Linked DNA regions of Homo sapiens: regions 2 and 3 are each linked to region 1. Evidence: chromatin loops called from intact Hi-C (ENCODE). Cell type or tissue: heart left ventricle. All regions are shown on one strand. Each heading gives the region's core, and the rest is flanking DNA. Links, peaks and the distances in the headings are about the cores only. Region 1 has its middle 28 kb from the start of INSYN1-AS1. Region 2 has its middle 30 kb from the start of INSYN1. Region 3 overlaps CD276 (CD276 molecule).

Region 1 (6,605 bases), core at 1,060-6,059:
GATTACAGGAGTGAGCCACCACATCTGGCCCCTCAGACTACTTTTTCTACACTGCACCAGGCTGGTGCTTTGCTCCATACCCTCAGTGTACTTGACACTGTGGCCTCTTTGGCCCTTGATGACCACCTTCCCTTACCAACCTGACTCCCCTCCTGTTGCTCTCCTCTTCACTCATTCTGTTCCAGCCACACTGGCCTCCTTGCTGTGTCTCAACAAATGCTGAGCACTTCCCCACCTCTCGGCCTTTGCACTGGCTGTTCCCTCTGCTGGTTACAGCCCCTAAGCCCAGGTGACCCTCAAGGTTTACTCTATCATGGCTTTTCCATCTCATCTCAGCTGACGTCTTTCCTGACCAGCTAGTAGAAAATAGCAAACCACCCCCGTCACTCCTTATTTCCTTAGCCTGCTTTGATTTTTCCATAGCCCTTGTGTTTAATTGTTCTTTTTTTTTTTTTAACTGTCCACCTCTGCCAGCTAACCTGTAAGCTCCATAAGATTAGGCCTTTGCTTTGTAAACTGCAGCATCCCCAGGTTCTAGAACTGAACCTGACACATGGCAGGTGTTCAGGAAACATTGGTTGAATGAATGTGTTCCATTGCTATCCCATGAGGCTGAATCCTGTCTCTCCCTGGCCTAGGCCCATAGGAGAGAGGCTGGAGCTTTTCCTCTTCCATCTCTCCCGTTGGTCAACTCTCCAATTTAGTGGCTGGTCCCTCCCATCCGGCATTCTCCTTCACCATATCCATCACATGTTTAATTACTTTTTGGGAAGGTGTCTAGCTTCCCCATCACCTAACCCCCTAATTGCTCAAAACTAATTTTTTTGGGGGTGAGGATCTAAACGGTGCTGGATAAGAGGGAACCAGGAGGGCCGAGGAGCCACCCAGACAGCCCCTTCAAGATTTCCAAGTCAGTTTTGAAAGAGCAGCAGGCAGTTACTTTGCTCCCTAATTACCAGCCTCACTGTGGACATCCTCAGAAGACACATCTTTCCTAATTGAAACAGCAGGGTGGATTGCAGGCTCTGGGCAGCCTCCTTTGCCTTTTCTGGCAGGAGCCAGAGGCAGGCAAAGGTGTTTCATTAAAAGAGAGCTGTGGAAAGGGAGTGGTCATGGTGCCCACTGCCTCCTGGAGGCCCACAATTTAGACGCACAATGAAACAGCAAATATGACAACAAAAGAATCAAGTCCCTGGTCTGTCTCCCCATCTCAGGGCCTGGGCCTCACCTGGCCTCTCCTTCTCCCATCAACTCTCTCCTGCATAGCCACAGACTCCAGCCAAGTGGCAACTCTGCTGAGCACCTGCCCGAGTGGACTTTGGCCTCCTGCCATCTGTGAGCAGGGAGGTGTAGCTCAGGGGTGGTCCCGGGATCGTGGGCAGCCCCTCTCCTCCCTGGAAGAGATAAAATCTTGGCCCAGGCCAGCCAAGCTCAAGGTCTTAAGGCTTATTCAGCTTGCTGGAGTTGCTGCTTATGGCGGAGCCTACTGAGCCTACTGACTGCATTCCCTGTACCTAGTCTCCTCCTTTTTTCTGAGTAATAAGAACACTTCAGTTTTCCTCTAGGTGGCAAGATGCCCAGCTAAAAGACTACATTTCCCAGTTTCCCTTGCAGCTACATGTCACCAGTGATTTTGTGGGGTGGATTTTTAAGCAGATGTTGTAGGGAGGATTTGGGGGAATATCCCTTCAGGGAAAGACAGGTAGATAACATGTGCCCTTTTATTTTTCACTATCCTCCTTATTTCTGCTTCTTGCCCAGAATGTGGATGTGATGAATGGAGCTCAAGTAGCCATCTTGGGCCCACGAGGATGACAGCCATATATAAGGGATGGTAGGTCAAAAGATAGAAGGAAAGTAGATTCCTGAGCATCATGGAGCTGCCATACAACCTTGGACAGCTTAACTCCAGACTTCTTTTTTGGCAGAGAATAAACTGCAAATGTGCTTTTGCCACTATAGTTGAGTTTCTGTTATTAACGGCTGAAAGCAAATCCTAATTCACTGACCCCTTTAAGAATGTGGTAAAATGTGGGCCCTCACTCCACAGGTGCATAGAACAGCAAGAGACATGGACACACGTGTACACACACACACACACATGCACTCTCTCTCTCTATTTTTTACACAATTTGTGGGGGAGAAAAAGCCATAGACATTCTCCAAGTAAGCAGACTCAATCATTGTTTTAGTCTGTCACCCAGGCTTTAGTCCTTGTTGCTCACTGTGTCTGGGGCTTTGAGGTACAAACCCATGACCTGGCATTTAGAATGTGTTTTATTGACAGCCCTTTTGCATTTACTGCTGTTAGATCAAGTATTTGCATCATGGAGTAGAAAATAACCCAGTACCTGTTCTTGCCGAGTCCTGAGTGGGGATGGGGAAGGAACACTAGACTGATTTATTACCAATACAGATGGGATAAAAGTTAGGTCTGCAGAGGGCCATAACCAGGAGGTGCTCTGGATCACAGGAAACAGTGGCCTGCAGGAATGAGAGAGGGCTTCCTGGAGGAGGAAGGAACACTAGACCTGGAAGGGCCAGCTGAGAGATGTAGAGGGAACAGGGATCACCTGAAGGCAGCAGCTAAGATGACAATGCTAAGGGGACTTTGGCCTCGGTGTCCATAGGGGACTGAGCAGGCAAAATACCTTCACCTGGAGACACAGAGATCACTGTGGTCATACCAAGCCCTGGTGGGAGGGCGAGGAGTGTGAACTCAGTCTTTTCATCCTAAGAATATGACGGAGAGCCTTGCACATTGGGCCTGGCAGGCAGAACGTGGGGCCAGAGACCATGTGGGCCATTTCAGAGAATGGGAGGCTGGAGGTCCCCACCTTTCCCACCCTGCAACAGGTGCAGCTCATGAGGATCTGAGGAAGCCGCCCTACGTGGTCCCAATTCCTTGCGCACACTGCTGGCTGTCAGTGCCTCACTCTGTTTCCTCTGCCTGTCTTCCTCAAGGCTTGTGCCCTCCGCTGGCCCTTCCAGGTCTAGTGTTCCTTCCTCCTCCAGGAAGCGCTCTCTTATTCCTGCAGGCCACTGTTTCCTGAGATCCAGAACACCTCCTGGTTATGGCCCTCTGCAGACCTAAATTTTATCCTGACCTCTGCCTCCAGGCCTCGCTCTGCCAGCAGTTCTCCTCTATGCCTTCCTTCTAGTCTCTCTCTTCTCCCACCCACAGATCTCCATGCTCTGGGGCTCTCAAAGAATTCAGGGACTGTGGCATTCAAGGCCAGCTGGTTGATGTCACTCCTTCTAGCCTCGAGGAGAAATCTGCTCCGTTGCAACCTATGCCAGCTCAGAGGCCCCCCTCCTCCCACAGATACCCACTCTAAAAAGTCCTCCTCCTCCTCTCACCTGTCTTCCCCCATAAGGGTGACGGAGGTCAGAGAGACATAAACAACCTACGGTTTCCAATTAATTTTTAATTGCAACTTGAAATTCTTAATTGCAGCTGACACGCTATCTCTGATGGAGGCGCGATGGTGAAGGTGGGGGTGGCGGTGACCCAGTTAGAGATGTTCAGCCCCTGTCGGACCAGGCACTGAGCCAGCTGAGGAGAGGACCAGAGGGCAGCCTGAGCCTGGCTGGGCGTGCTGGCCAATTGCCCCAGGAATGCCATGGTGGAGTAGTTGTGCCTCGGGCCCTGGGCCTGCTCCCTCAGAGGCCAGAGGCCTGCACTTTGGCCCATCCTCTGGGGAGGGCTACCAGAGATGCCCCATTTGTCACTGTCTCATTATGGCCACTGAGGGTCCTGACAGGACAATGCGGCAAGCTCCAAGTGGCCCATCAGGGCCTCTACTGGAGCCCGTTTGGACATGCAAAAACCAGCCAAGTTCCAGACAAACAGATGAGTTGGTCACCCTAGCTGGAAAACAATTAGCCCCTTTGACACCCTTAGTTCTGGGAAGCGGGGAGCTGCCATTGAGACACTCTTAGATGGCTGGGGAGCTGCCCCTCCCCTCCTCCCACAGCTGTTCCTTGACCTGAGGTGCCAACATTGGGTCTGTGCGACCACAGGGTCTGTGGGTGCAGCTTCTCTCCTGGGCTAGTCGCCTGTGCGTTCTGCCCAGCAATCTCTACCTCCCCCCTTGGTAGGGAGACAGACAGGTAGATCTGTCTGTCTACCAGCTCCACAGGCAGGTTGTTATCTGATCTGGAGCAAGACATGTCCCTGGTCTGAGCCTTAGTTACTCCCTTTGCCCTTCCTCTAGTTCAGGAGTAGCCTGGTAGTGCCACTCGGGGGTAGCCAGTAGTGTGGTTGGGAGTTGCAGGACAGGAAGGGGCCAGAGATGGACAGCATCATCTGCCTCTGCAGCCTGTCCTGAGGGAGGAGCTCTCAGAGTGTGGGAGAAATCTCGCCCAGCTGCCACCCTGCTGTGGGAGTGGGGCGCCCATGGAAGGAGCCAGTCCGAGGCGTTCTGCCATCCTCTGCTCACCCACCCACTCCTGGCATGCATTTGCAAATTCTTTGGCTAAGGTAGCTAGTTCTCCACAGGCGCTATTACCTGAGACCTGCCAGCTAGTGACAACAGAAAGCCCGCACGTTGACGTCCCTCTTTGGCTTGCCTGGAAGTCTACTCGGGGCTGCAGGACTGGCAGGAGCGGGGGCTAGGGTCAGAGTGGGGCAGAGACCGTGGCTGCTTATGGGGCAGGGAGAGGGTCTGGGCCGGGTCAGGGGCTGGGGGAGTGGGAGGATCTGGAGAGGATGGGCTTTCCTGGGGAGCTGGGGGAGCATCCCATGGGTGTGCTCTGCTGAGTGACACAAATCTGGCTTTCACTCACTCATTCATTAATGCATTCATTCATTCACTCATTCATTCATTCGCTCAACAGAGGTTTACTGAGCAGCTGCCAACTGCAGGCCCCATTCTGGGCCCTGGGGGAACTTAGGAAGGAAACAGGCCAAAGCCAGAATACCAGTCCCAGGAAGCCACCTTTTCTCCAGGGGTGTGGTTCATGCCCCCTCCTGGCTTGGCCCCCTCCCTGGTGGACCCCCTACCTTCTCTATCACAAGTCCAGGTCTGCAGTAAGGTAGACACAGGGTCCTGGGGTTCCAACCTGGTCCAAGGGAGCAGCCTGGAGTGTGCTTAGAAACATTTGTTGACTAATGGGCTCAGGGACTGAGGGCCTGGGGAGCCTGATCAGGGAGCCTGCACCTGCCTGTCCCTCGATGTCATTCCCTCAGTCTTCCCGGCACTGAATGAGGCCCAGTGTGGGCAAAGCCGCGTCATCCTTAGCAGGGGCCCCCATCCCAGGGCTTATGAGGCACCCCAGCTCCCCAGGAGCCCCTCTGGGAAGCTGCAAACTCTGCTTTCCATACTTCAGAATTCATCTGTCCTGCCACCCCTTCCTTCAGACCCCCTGGGAGTCAATGGGACTCAAGGGATCAGTGAAATAACCCAAAGTACATTTATGATACAACCCCCTCAACCATGCATTCTGCACCTCCACACCCCTCCAAAGCCCTGCCCTTGGGGAGCCTGGAGACACATGGAGAGGGACCTGCCTGGGTCCTAACAACTGTAACATGTGAACACTGACCCCAAGTGACATGGAACCCTTGTGATATGGCAGGTGCCACACTTGGCACTTTACATACATAGTCACATGCACTGCTTATAGTAACCCCGGAATAGGCACTATCACTATCCCCATTTTACAGATGAGGACACTGAGGTGTAGGGAGGGCTCTCACTTGCCCATGATCATTCAGCTGGGGAGTGGGACCTCACACACAAACCCAGGGGTCTGACTGCTGAGCCCATGCTCCTAATGTCCACACGGTGCCCTCCTACGAAGCGAACCTAACAGCAGAGCACGATTAACAGCAGGTGAGGACAAAAGTACATCAGCCTGTTGGTGCTCAGAGGGGACGAGGCCCCTGTAAACGGAACACTCAGCGAAGGGCCCTAAAGGAGCGGGGATGGGGGCTCCTCAAGGCAGATCCTGAGCAGGACCCGCCCAGCACCCGCTCCCAGCCTGTCAGGAAGGCTGAATGAAAGAACACCGTGTGGATCTTCCTCTGGCCCTTGGAGGCTGTGCCCTCTGCTCAGAGAGGAGGAGCAAGGACATTAGCAGGAAGGGCTGCAGAGTGAGCTAAGGTCTGGAGGTGAGGATGACTCTGAAGGCCTTCCTGGAGAGCAGGCTGAGGAGGTAATGCCTGACTTGGTGGGGGAGGGGTGCTGAGGACCCGCAGGCCACTGTGGAATTGGACCCATCTGGCTGAGGCAAAGGCGCTGGCAGTTATGTTGCACTAAGTGGGCCAAGAGGTGACCTCTGCTTTGGTCTGACTTTGGCCACAGACCTAAGAATCTGGATACAGTTGGGCTAGAAGGGCCTTGGCAGACTGCACAGCTCAACCTGTCTTGTGCAGGTGGGAAGTGGGAGATCCAGGGAGGAGGGACTTGCCTGCACCCTCCCCACCTCCTGCTTGGGTGTGTGGCCCTCCCGCTGGGTGGGAAGAGCAGGCAGGAAACATTGTCTGAGGTTTCCAACCACACGGGAGGAACCCTGAAAAGACATTCCTGAGAGAGGCATAAACTAAGACCTAGAAAAGACAGAGGCTGACCTCACAGCCCCTGACTTCCTGCTTCAACCTC
Region 2 (6,605 bases), core at 55-5,054, 74 kb before region 1:
CAAAACTCACCTATCTGAAGTCCACCTGCCTACCTACCTACCCACCCTAATTTACAGGCCAGCATGCTCCCTGGGTGCTGGTCTACACTCTATTCTGTTTCCTTCCTGCTCCTCATGTTGCAATATCCTCTCCTAAAAAGTCCCTGCAGAGTGTGGCACCATTGTTGGAGGTGGGGAAGAGGGACTGATGTGTCTGCAGAGCCTGCCAGCCACTGACTGACATTTTGCCTTATTTGCTAAGATAATTTAGTGTAATTTGCTAATGAATGAATGCACTTCTTGTTCTTATAGCTTTTGTAATTGCATTGAAATCCATGTGCTTGCTGACAGTTTCAGCAAACGTTCCGGGAACTGAAGCTGGCCAGGTTACAGAGGGCTCAGCCTCCTTGGGTGACCATGCTGAGGGCCTTGATGACCTGTGAGGCATGGCCAGGATGCTGATTTTCTTGGTGTCTCTATCTGTGCTGCTTTTCTCAGCGTCCTCCCGTCCACTGCAGCCAGGAGGATCTGGGTCAGCCCAACAGGAGAATGTGCTGGCAGCCAGGGGTTCTGGACCTAGGACATTTTTGGAATGGGCTTTGCAGTGCTAGAAGAGAGTGCATTCTGTTCTGTCTGCAGGATGGGTGATGAGGGAGTCAGGGGGAAGTATAAGGGAGAAGGGGACAGAGATGACTGGCGAGTGGCAGAAGTTGCATGTTTCATATTCAGTCGTGTTTATAAGCATTTGCTCCAGCTCCCCCCATCCTTGGATATGCCCTCTCTCTCCTCCGCCTGTGCAGATCCTAGACACCCCCCTCCTATGTATCCCCCCAGATCTCTGCAACTCCGTGTTTCATAGCTACGATGAAGCACTTGCTCATTCATTGCACTCTGGGAACTCATCTCCCCAGAGCAGCTCTGGCTGGCCCCCAAGCCCAGAGCCGGGCACAGAGCAGCTCCTGTCCTCTGGTCTGCTGCAAGCAGGAGGTACCCAAACCACATTAATTCAGGTCTCTGAATGGAAGTAACTAAGGCTGAAGTTTACTTCTACACTATCCATGAAAAAATGATTTCCCAGCAAATGAACAATGTAAATGAGGCAGCCAAATGGTGCTTCACCTATTTAAAGGAATAATCTATTTTAAAAATCTTTTAGAAGCTTTTAGTTACCCAGAAACAATTGATACGGTAATTGCAAGCCATTTTTTAAATTTACTTATTAGAGAAGACTCCCTAAGCTCTGTTCACCCACTCCCATGCTCTGCTAACCCTTAGGGAGCTGGGTACTAAATGCTCGCTGTCCTTGTAGGCCCCATCTGTAAAATGGGGTCAAGAGTAGTACCTTCCCCTCCCTAGTTGACCAAAATGGACAGAGAATGCCCAAAGGACAGAGCCTTCACAGGGCCACCTCACCTGCACTTACACAGTATGAATGGACAGATCTGGGCAGATGGCACTGGACTCAGCCAGGACAAAAGAGAGCTTTGACCTGAGACCAATAGGGAGGGGCTGGATGGTCAGACAGGATTTGTGTGGGGAGGATGGGGGTGGAAGCAGAGGCGATTTCTCATTGCTCAGCCCAAGATGGTAGCTGAAGGAGCCCCAGGCACAAGGAGCAGCAGCCATGGCCCCCTGAGCACCAGCACCGCAGATCCCTGGCCTGCAAATCGATTCTGCTTTCTGTTTGATGGGCTTGTTGGCTTCAGCTTGGGGAGGAAAAACAAGCTCTTTCCCAAGGAGAGGAGCCGTGTCAGAGGTGGCTGTGGTGCCTCCATCCCTGCCGCACACCCCATCCCCACCCAGCCCTGTGAGAGATGCTGGGTCAGCGGGCAGGACACCATTCTTAGCCTCTCCCCTGGCCCTAGCCAGGCCTCTGCCTGCCTGGTGGTGTGGGGCGAGGCAGGCCAAGATGCCTGGGTTGAGGGGCTCCTGCGGGCAGTTGTCTGGCCCTGTGCACCTGCTCACCGCGGCTGCTCCTGGTCCAATGTGTGTGGCCCTGGATGGATGTGTGCATTTGGTGGGGTGAGAGAGTAGGTAAGAGTGAAAACAGGAAAGCAAAGGGCAGCATCCACAAACTTGGAAACATCAGCCTGCTGTGGAAGGGACGCTCAAGCCCCTTGTCCACAGTATTGCTGAGCTCTAGAAGGGGAGGAATTGGGAGCAGCTGGGAGCAAAGCTCAGAATAGGACCCAGGAGGCTCTGCCCCCGGCTCAGCGCCATGTCCACAAGACTCTGTGATACACCTCTGTGGGGTTCAATATGAGGACAAGAGGATGGGCATCTGAGCAGCCACTTCCTGCATGTGGTGAGGCAGCCCAACACAGTGGGCTTTTCCGTTTTGCAGCCCCCACAGAGCCAGCCCCTCCAAGGGAGCACGTTTCATTGGCAGCAGTGCTGGCAGTGGCAGCTAAGCCCTTATAGGGCACCACTCCTCCCAACCTCAGCAACCTCCTCTCTCCTCCTGTGGTTTTCCTAATAAACACCTTTAAAATATTTATGAAGGCAGCTTCAATGAAGTAACACGACATTGATTTAAAATGATTTTCTTCTAATAGGTAGCTTGAGCATGGGCTCCATTTCCCAAGCTCCTAAGGGCAGGCCCATCAGGGTGAACCCCCAGGATGGGCATTCAAGGCTCTCCATCAATGAGCTGAGCAGTGGGGATCCCTTCCCTCTCTCAGGGCCTCCACTGGGGGGCCAGGTCTGGTGACAAGTGTGGTGTGACAGTGTCATAGGGCTCAGGAACTGGACTCTGGTAGAAGGGGTCTAGGGGATCAGGCAGGCCAATTAGGGCTCTGGAAGAACGCCTGACATGGGAAGAAGCTGAAAACTGGAAGTCTCCCTAGAACCATGGATAGCACCTCCAACCTGTGCCCCTGGGGCACTGAGAAGCCCAGAAGCTGGGAGCTAGGACTCCTCGGTCTCTGTCCCACTTTATTGATAGGAATGGAGAAAGGCTGTACTCCAGAAGGAGGTGATGAGCGCCATGGGTTTCTAGGGAGGAACCTGGACTGGGATGCTGTGGCCACTGAACAGTTGGTAGCTGAGTTTAGCTGCTCCCCAGCAGCCCTGGCTGGAAAGGACACAATGGCAATGCCTTCTGTGCACGTGTGGGGGTGGGTCGGGAGCAAGTCGGGATCTGCAGTTGGCCCTCAGATTTGTCTGTCTGGCCTTTGAAACTCCAAGAAGCCACCACCTACCCTCCTTACACAAATCCCTGAGCTGCCCTCTCTTGACAGGATTGTACTTTGTCCAATCTCTTCCCGGCACAGAGGGGGAAACTGAGGTTCCTCCCCATCTACCAGCCTCTCCGCAGGCTAGAAGGAAAATCCCATCCATATCTATCTGGCACGCAGACAGAAGGCCCTGATGGAGAAATTTTGGGAGGAAGGTTCTATTCTCAATTCTCACCCCACTCATCCCCAGAAAAGTCTAACAAGAGCTGTTTTCATCACCATTGCCTAAAGCCTGGAGCTGCTCTAATTACGTGTCAGGCTTGAATTTGACAGGAAGCATTTTAATTATTAATTTGAAGTGTGCTGAGCATGGGGTGGAGGAGGGCCGGCTCTCCAAGCTCAGGCCCAGCCCTGTCTGTTGGGACCTCATTAATAATACCTCAGACCTCCCAGCCTTTCTTCTCCAGATGGAGCCTCTTCCCTGCCACGGCCCAGGATCTGCACCTCCCACTCTTCTGACCTTCTAACCTCTCATTTTGCACCATGCTTTCTTGTTTTCCTTATTTTCCTAAGCCGTTTGGCACAGAGTCTACTGTTCCCATTACATGGGATGGAGCAGACTGAGGTGGAGGGAGGGCAGGGAGTCCAGCGGATGTCACAACATGCATTAGCCACGGGCAGGGCAGGGCTTTTTGGGGTTCTTTAGTTGTTGCCTGACAGCAGAGGTGGCCTTCTGCAGGGCTGTCTCTCACCTGCTGTGTGCCTTTATATCCATATCATCTAGGGTGGCATGCAAAGTTTTTTCAATTTGTTGCCTGCATCTGATCCCATCTGATCCTTTTTTTTTTTTTTTTTAAATGCAGAGTCTTGCTCTGTTACCCAGGCTGAAGTGCAGTGGTGCGATCTCAGCTCACTGCAACCTCTGCCTCCCGGGTTCAAGTGATTCTCCTGCCTCAGTCTCCTGAATAGCTGGGATTCTAGGCGCCTGCCACCATGCCTGGTTAATTTTGTACTTTTAGTAGAGATGGGTTTTCACCATGTTTGCCAGGCTGGTCTGGAACTCCTGGCCTCCAGTGATCTGCCCGCCTCTGCCTCCCAAAGTGCTGGGATTACAGGTGTGAGCCACTGCACCTGGCCTGCATCTGATCCTTTTAAAGATCAGTTTCTTTGCTTCATTTACACCCAGGTATGGGTGTGCCCTTTGGGCTCAGGGGCCAGACCACTTGTTCAGTCCTAGGTGAAAGAGTCAGAGCCTGTCGTAGGCTAAGGACATCATTTTGCCCATTTTCTCTCCTGCCCTCAATTAAGAAAGATTCATCCCCTGCTCATTGGTTGTTTTCTGAGTTTAAACCCTGGCACTGTCCTGTGTGTTGGGGCCTGTCTCTTCTGTCACACGTCATTGTTTCTGCCTTCTGGATTCAGGACCACAAAGCTGCAGGCTGGGACGCAGCCCTGGGGCTGAAGATTGTGCTGTGTCACATGGGTCTAGCTGCTGCTGTGGTATGTGACACTGAGATTGCATTTCTGTCCCAGGCTTCCTTCCTTCTGTTGCTGGCCAATCCCCTTCCTCTCCAGGGCATCCCTGCCTCTGCCTGCATCCCAGGCTTGGTGCTCAGGGGCCTGTGCTCAGCCACCCGCCCCTACTTCATTTCTTGATGCAACCTTCCTTAGTGTTAGATTCTGTGCTGTAGTTGGATTGGAAAGTCATGATCCACTAGGGGAGATAAGCATTTATGTGAATTTGATCTAGGCAGAACTGTGGGGTCCAGAGGAGGGATCAAGGAATCCTGGAAGAATTGGGGCAGATTTTCCAGACACGGTGATGTGAGAGCTGAGTCTTGCAGGACATTTGGTATGTTATTCATAGTTGGGTACATTGAACAGAAGCAACTGTATTTTAAACAGAAAGGAATTTAGTACAGGGTATTGGGTGCTTACAAAGACTGAAGGAGCCTGCTTGGGGCTGGGTCTCAGGAAATGATTTTTTTTGAAATGGAGTCTTGCTCTGTGGTCCAGGCTGGAGTGCAGTGGTGTGATCGCAGCTCACTGAAACCTCCGCCTCCTGGGTTCAAGCTATCCTCCTGCCTCAGCCTCCCAAGTAGCTGGGATTACAGGTGTGCACCACCACGCCTGGCTGATTTTTCTTTTTTTGTTTGTTTCCTTTTTTTCTTTTCTTTTTGAGACAGAGTCTCACTCTGTTGCCCAGACTGGAGTGCAATGGCACGACCTTGGCTCACTGCAGCCTCTGCCACCTGGGTTCAAGCGATTCTCATGTCTAAGCCTCCCATGTAGCTGGGACTACAGGCACACGCCACCATGCCCTGCTAATTTTTGTATTTTTAGTAAAGATGGGGTTTCACCATGTTGGCCAGGCTGGTCTTGAACTTCTGACCTCAAGTGATCCACCTGCCTCAGCCTCCCAAAGTGCTGGGATTATAGGCGTGAGCCACAGTGCCTGGCCAGGAAATACTTCCAGAATACAGAATATCACAGAACTGAACAACCAGGGGGCTGCTACTTTGTCATGCAGTAGGTTGAATAATGGTCCCCAAAGATGTCCATGTTCTAATTCCTGGAGCCTGTGAATATTACCTTACCTGGCAAAAAGGACTTCACAAATGTAATTAGGTTAAGAATCTTGAGATGGGAAGATGATCCTGGATTATCTAGGTGGGCCCAATATAACAACAAGGGTCCTTATAAGGAGGCAATAAAGCAGAATCAGGAAAAAACAAAGGAGATGGATGACAGACCAGGAGCTGGCTTGAAGACGGAGGAAGGGGCTGTGAGCCAAGGAAGGCAGGAGGCCTCTAGAAACTGGACAAGGCAAGGAAATGGACTGTCCTTGGAGCCTCCAGAAGGAACTCAGAGCTGCTGACACCTTGACTTTAGCCCAGTGAAACCGATTTTGGACTTCTGACCTCCACAGCTATGAGAGAATAAATGTGTGTTGTTACAAGCCTCTGAATTTGTGGTATTTAGTTATAGCAGCAAAAATATGGGGAATGGGGGAAGAATCATTGGAACCATTGGGTTCAAGACCATGCTTCAACCTGATCCAGGGTACAAAAAGAAACCCATCGCTGCTACCCTTCCACACCCCTGAATCTGAGGCCTCAGCACTGAAATGCTGCTGCAGTTCCACAGGCTTACTGGCTGAAAGCAGCCACAGATAAGCCTCCAAATCTGCCTTCCAGGTTTTGCCAAAGGGCCTCTAATTGCTGGAACTTAATTCACACACAACTTCAGCTGCAAGGGAGCCCTGCATGTTTAGCTTCCCAGGCACTGCAGTCTAGCAAGGCCATGAGAAGATGGCAGGAAAGGGATGCTGAGTGTTCACCAAACATCTCAGACACAATGGGGAACCATTAATGATGAAAATGAGTAATATGCATTAAAACCTGACCACGGGCTCACCAGGAAAATCTCCCACCAGCCCATGCATGAATA
Region 3 (6,605 bases), core at 1,084-6,083, 81 kb before region 1:
GGGCCCAAGCCCTTCTTCCCAAGTCTCCATTCAGCTTCAGATGCAGAGTGGGGTCTGAAAGATGAGTCTTTGGGATGGCCCTCCACATGGAGACAGGAAGCCCAAGGGAAGGAGGAGGGCCCCTGCCGTGTCACTCTCAGGGAAACCAGTGTGGAGGGGACACTGGGAAGGCTGCCTGCTGGACGAGGGAGTTGGGCCAGGCCTTGGAGGGTGGATGGGATGGACAAACAGGAGATGAGAAGGGAAAAGTGTTGCACGTAGAGGGAGAGTGGAGGGAAGTGTATCGGGCTGTGGGCCTGTGGGTACTGAGAGGGGGCTGCGTGAGGTGGTCCCCCTCAGGTGCCCCGGCGTGCCTGGCACCTGCATCTGTGTCTGGGCCTCCAGGGCCGTGGTCAGCACGGGGGCTGTCCGTTGGGCTGCTGTCTCACACACACTCCCCACTTGAAGTCTGACCAGGTGCTTGGGCTTCTGGCATAATCCCAAAAATAGATCTTCTGGCATCTAATGCTTTTCCCTTCCCTTTTTTTTCTTCCCATCATGAAATGAAGATGATGGACAAGAAATAGCCTGACCATGAGGACCAGGGAGCTGCTACCCCTCCCTACAGCTCCTACCCTCTGGCTGCAATGGGGCTGCACTGTGAGCCCTGCCCCCAACAGATGCATCCTGCTCTGACAGGTGGGCTCCTTCTCCAAAGGATGCGATACACAGACCACTGTGCAGCCTTATTTCTCCAATGGACATGATTCCCAAGTCATCCTGCTGCCTTTTTTCTTATAGACACAATGAACAGACCACCCACAACCTTAGTTCTCTAAGTCATCCTGCCTGCTGCCTTATTTCACAGTACATACATTTCTTAGGGACACAGTACACTGACCACATCACCACCCTCTTCTTCCAGTGCTGCGTGGACCATCTGGCTGCCTTTTTTCTCCAAAAGATGCAATATTCAGACTGACTGACCCCCTGCCTTATTTCACCAAAGACACGATGCATAGTCACCCCGGCCTTGTTTCTCCAATGGCCGTGATACACTAGTGATCATGTTCAGCCCTGCTTCCACCTGCATAGAATCTTTTCTTCTCAGACAGGGACAGTGCGGCCTCAACATCTCCTGGAGTCTAGAAGCTGTTTCCTTTCCCCTCCTTCCTCCTCTTGCTCTAGCCTTAATACTGGCCTTTTCCCTCCCTGCCCCAAGTGAAGACAGGGCACTCTGCGCCCACCACATGCACAGCTGTGCATGGAGACCTGCAGGTGCACGTGCTGGAACACGTGTGGTTCCCCCCTGGCCCAGCCTCCTCTGCAGTGCCCCTCTCCCCTGCCCATCCTCCCCACGGAAGCATGTGCTGGTCACACTGGTTCTCCAGGGGTCTGTGATGGGGCCCCTGGGGGTCAGCTTCTGTCCCTCTGCCTTCTCACCTCTTTGTTCCTTTCTTTTCATGTATCCATTCAGTTGATGTTTATTGAGCAACTACAGATGTCAGCACTGTGTTAGGTGCTGGGGGCCCTGCGTGGGAAGATAAAGTTCCTCCCTCAAGGACTCCCCATCCAGCTGGGAGACAGACAACTAACTACACTGCACCCTGCGGTTTGCAGGGGGCTCCTGCCTGGCTCCCTGCTCCACACCTCCTCTGTGGCTCAAGGCTTCCTGGATACCTCACCCCCATCCCACCCATAATTCTTACCCAGAGCATGGGGTTGGGGCGGAAACCTGGAGAGAGGGACATAGCCCCTCGCCACGGCTAGAGAATCTGGTGGTGTCCAAAATGTCTGTCCAGGTGTGGGCAGGTGGGCAGGCACCAAGGCCCTCTGGACCTTTCATAGCAGCAGAAAAGGCAGAGCCTGGGGCAGGGCAGGGCCAGGAATGCTTTGGGGACACCGAGGGGACTGCCCCCCACCCCCACCATGGTGCTATTCTGGGGCTGGGGCAGTCTTTTCCTGGCTTGCCTCTGGCCAGCTCCTGGCCTCTGGTAGAGTGAGACTTCAGACGTTCTGATGCCTTCCGGATGTCATCTCTCCCTGCCCCAGGAATGGAAGATGTGAGGACTTCTAATTTAAATGTGGGACTCGGAGGGATTTTGTAAACTGGGGGTATATTTTGGGGAAAATAAATGTCTTTGTAAAAAGCTTTTTCTCTGTGAAGTGTTTGGAAGCAGGGTGGGCCCCAGGACTCAACCAGCAGGATTCTCTCCTGGATGTTGCAGGCTGGGGTAGGGAAGCCTGGCCCTCCTTATCTCACCGTCCTTAAATCACTGGATCCCCAAGGCCATTTGGCTCCCTCCTTGGCTTCAGTTTCCCTCTGGGTAAAGTGAAGTTGGTTGTCCAGAAAGCCAGGCCCTTTGGTCACTGTATGGGGCTCCTCCCACTGGAAGCATCACTCAATTTCTTTGCCTCAGAAAACTCAAACCTAGGCTTGTTTAGGGCCTCTACTAATGAACCCATTTTAGAGACTGTGAAGCTGAGACCCAGTAAGAAGCTGGCACCAGGAAAAGAGTTCTGAATGCTGTTTCTGGCTGACTCAATTGGATGGGCACCAGGCCAGGGATCAGAGGTCCATTCCCAGGACATAGTTCTGCCCTATGACCCTGAGCAGGACATTTACCTTCTCTGAGCCTTGGCTTTCTTGTACAAAAAATAGCCACCTATGCATAGTGGCTCATGCCTGTAATCCCAACACTTTGGGAGGCTGAGGTGGGAGGATCGCTTAAGGCCAGGATTTCAAGACTAGCCTGGGCAACATAGCAAGACCCTGTCTCTGCACAGAAATAAAAAATTAGCGAGGTGCGGTGGCACCCACCTGTAGTCCTAGTTACTCAGGAGGCTGAGGTGGGAGGATCGCTTAAGGCCAGGATTTCAAGACTAGCCCGGGCAACATAACAAGACCCTGTCTCTGCACAAATAAAAAATTAACTACAGGCACACACCTGTAGTCCTATTACTCAGGAGGCTGAGGTGGGAGAATCACTTGATCTTCAGCCCAGGAGGTCGAAGTTGCCATGAGCTGTAATTGTACCACTGCATTCCAGCCTGGGCAACAGAGCAAGACTCTGTCTCTAAAGAAAAAAAAAAAAGAAAAGAAAAATAGGACTGAGGTTTTAACTACCTTCCATTTTGAAAGACTGAGAGGAGGCGCACAGGCTTCCAGAGAGCCAGATTCAGGGCTATGGGAACCTGCCTAGGATACTGCGTTCGCTTGCCCCTGGATGACAGTGTCCTGGCACTGGGACAGCCTGGAGCTTTGCAGACCCTGGGCAGCAGGAGGAGCCTGTGCTGGGGGTGAGGACACTTGACTTTCAATCCTGGCTCTGCTGCTAACCTGTGTCCATGTCCTTCATACCTCTGAGCCTTACTTTCCTTATCCATTAGATAGGGGTGACAAGTCATCTCCCAAAAAGTATGTGGCATTCTTTACAAACTGGAGGCTTTGTTATAAAGTTGATGGCTCTAGGGGTGAGATCAGTCATGTTGCTTGAGGTCCTGTCATCGGTGCTCTGGGTGGGTATTAGGATTGAAAGACTTATGCCTTTGCCCCTTCAACCCACTGTGTGCCCTTGAGCTTGCTGCTTCACCACACTGGGCTTCAGTCCCTACCTGTAGAGACAGTAATAGTTCCTGTTTCAAAGCACTGTTGAGAGGGCTGGATAAAGCAGTGGGTGAGAAGACACTGCAATTAGGCCAGATGCAGTGGCTCACGCCTGTAAACCCAGCATTTTGGGAGGCTGAGGCAGGCAGATCACCTGAGGTCAGGAGTTCAAGACCAGCCTGGCCAACATGGTAAAACCCTGTCTCCATTAAGAATACAAAAAAATTAGCCGGGTGTGGTGGCACGTGCCTGTAGTCCCAGCTAATCAGGGGGCTGACACAGGAGAATCATTTGAGCCCAGGAGGTGGAAGTTGCAGTGAGCTGAGATCACGCCACTGCATTCCAGCTTGGGTGACAGAGTGAGACTCTATCTCAAAAATAAAAATAAAAAGACACTGCAAACCATTAGGTGCTGGGCACATGTGGGGGGCTATTCTTTCCCTCCCTGCAGTCAGGCCCACGCGCTGTTGCTCCTTAGGTGATTTTGTAGATTGAGCACAGTGACTTGGAACAAGCTCTCTGAAGCCCAGTTTGTTCATCTGTAAAACAGGCACAGGAACCCATGCTTTTTCTTTGCGACAGGGCTGGATAAGGCTCAGACAGGACACTGTATCAAGTGTTCTGGGCACGGACCCAGCAGGTGTGGGACTTGCCTGGAGGCTTAGGTGTAAAGAGAGTGGCAACTAAGTCCTCTGGTGACAAGTGCCCTGGACAGCAGTATTTTTAGCTGCCCTTCCTGGGCAAAGCTCCAACTCCTACATTTTAATGGAGAAATAATTCTCACAGTGCGACAAGCTATAGCTTGCAGGTGTCACATCCATATTAAAGAGGGGACAGAGCGAGGTTCATTTGCCTGGCTCAAGGTGTGACCAGAATTCGCCTCCAGGACCATTTGTAACCAGGGCTTGAAGACCAGTGGATCTGACTACTCACCACCCAGAAGGAGGAGACTGGGAGGAGGGGTTAAAATGGTGTGGCCAGGGCACCTGGATCATCCTGCCTCTTCTACTTGTGTGTTTGGAGCATTCTGCTTACACTCGCAGACCCTGGGCAGCAGGAGCCTGGGCTGGGGGTCAGGACACTTGACTTTGAATCCTGGCTCTGCTATTAGACTGGCCACCTTCTAGACTGTTGTATCAGTCTTACACATTTACAAAAATATCATAAACATCATGCAACCCTTTTTTCTGTTTTTCTTTACTCTTTTCCCAAGTCACTTCTTCTAGATAGAAGTGTCCTTGTCCTCTTTACCTTCTATATCGATGTGTAACATACCTCTAGTATTTACAAGATGCTAATCCTCAGTGTATGACTCCATGAATTTTTACACAAATCTCTACCCATGTAACCACTACCCAGATCAAGATATAGAACAGTTCCTGGATTCCAGAAAGTTCCCTAGTGTCCCTACCCAAGCAACAGCCCCGCCCACTTGGCTGCTTTCACCAATTAGTTTTACTTATTCTTGAACTTCATATAAATGGAATCCTGCAGTACATGCTATTTTGTATCTAGCTTCTTGCAAAGACCTCCCTCGTTCTTTTTAAATGGCTACATAGTATCTCAAAGTACTGCTGTTCTAGCCTATATTTTGCTAGTTCCTACAGTTTAGACACAAATAATGCAGGCTTGTGTTCGAGTTTCTACAGTATGGAGCCCTAGAAGTGGGATCTCTGGATACATTTTAAGTGTTACCAATTGTTTCAGCTGCCTTTTTAGCCAGTCCCTGTGGCAGTAAGAATGCAAGTGAAGAAAACTTAGGGTGGCTGGAAAAACTGATTCTAGACAGGGCAGAGATGGTGCTTGGAATTCACATCCAGTTGGTCTCTCAGAGACTTCAGAGTGGAGCCTGATTTGGTAGTGTACAGGGCCTGCAGTCATCCCTTCCACCCGCTCTGGACCACCTTGCCCTTCAGCATATGTCACTGCCGCTGCCTCAGTTTCCAGGAGCTATCTGCGTCCCCGGGACCCCAGTCCTGGGGGAGTGCGTCTGCCTCCTAGTGGATTATGTGGGCCGAGCACCGTGTTCTGAGTGTGTGTGTGCCAGGGTTGAGCCCTGCACCCGCAGCACCATAATTGATGGGGGGAGGTTCTCAGCATCTTTGGGGTTTTTCTTTAAAAGAAGGTCTCACTCTGTTGCCCAGGCTGGAGTGCAGTGGTACGGTCATAGCTCACTGCAGCCTCGACCTCCAGAGCTCGTGATCTGCCTGCCTCAGTCTCCTGAGTAGCTGGGACTGCAGGTGCCTGCCACTACACCTAATTTTATATATATATATATATATATATATATATATATATATATATATATATTTTTTTTTTTTTTTTTTTTTTTTTTTTTTTTTTTGCAGAGACGGGATCTTGCTATGTTTCCTGGGCTGGTCTCAAACTCCTGGGTTCAATCAATCCTCCTGCCTTGGCCTCCCAAAGTGCTGGGATTACAGGCAAGAGCCACTGTGCCTGGTCAGCATCCTGTTGGATGCAGGTGGCTCAGGTTAGGTTAAATCTCTTGCACTTGTGTCAGAGAGTATTCATAACCTTTGGCACTGCCAGCTCCAGGTAATTATGGTGACACTACTTCATTACTAATGAGGCAGCTCTTTGTTAGCACAGAGAAACACCTGGGTCTCATAGAGGAGGCATAACCCAGCCCTCAGACAGAGGGACTGTGACCTTTGCCTCCAGCCTTTCTCCAGCATCTGAGCAGCAAAATATCCCCTGCACCTCAGCTTCCTTAGCTAATATGATTTCTCCACCCCAGCGCTCTCCTCTGGATGTGTTTCATCCGTGTCCCTTGCAGATTGAGGCTCTGGCATGGATCACGATGCTTCAGCTCATGATAGATCACCTCTCACCTCCTGCATCCAGGGCACTATGTTCCTAGTGATACAGCTCCAGATCCCATTAGTCCAGCGGTTCTCAACCCTGGCTGCCCATTAGAATCACTTTGGGAGTTGTAAATGGTGCCTGGGCTCCATCCCCAGAAGTTCTGATGCAATTGGTTGAGTTTATTGCTAAGTAT

The links. Peaks named below come from ENCODE experiments on the same cell type or tissue, not always from the same donor. Only the 100,000 strongest peaks of a DNase experiment are listed, where the experiment ranks them.
Region 2: a loop joins it to region 1, with 2.2 times the contacts of the local background. A loop is called at or near these places in 8 of 110 quality-filtered maps.
Region 3: it touches region 1 in a loop (2.4-fold over the local background); 8 of 110 quality-filtered maps call a loop at or near these places.

What each region holds. Positions count from the first base shown.
Region 1 is chr15:73,793,145-73,799,749 of GRCh38, forward strand. No RefSeq gene overlaps it. Among named protein-coding and RNA genes, the nearest start is that of INSYN1-AS1, 28 kb to the left of the region's middle. RefSeq lists enhancers at 4,104-5,062, 5,650-6,329, 6,330-6,605. In heart left ventricle, for the core only: no CTCF peak of the experiment used is centred there; a DNase peak (open chromatin) is centred at 3,577.
Region 2 is chr15:73,719,786-73,726,390 of GRCh38, forward strand. No RefSeq gene overlaps it. Among named protein-coding and RNA genes, the nearest start is that of INSYN1, 30 kb to the right of the region's middle. In heart left ventricle, for the core only: no CTCF peak of the experiment used is centred there; no DNase peak of the experiment used is centred there.
Region 3 is chr15:73,712,386-73,718,990 of GRCh38, forward strand. CD276 (CD276 molecule) reads left to right here. Exons shown (of 10, transcript NM_001024736.2): 10 at 549-2,129. The coding sequence ends at 571. Among named protein-coding and RNA genes, the nearest start is that of CD276, 31 kb to the left of the region's middle. In heart left ventricle, for the core only: no CTCF peak of the experiment used is centred there; DNase peaks (open chromatin) are centred at 3,220 and 4,196.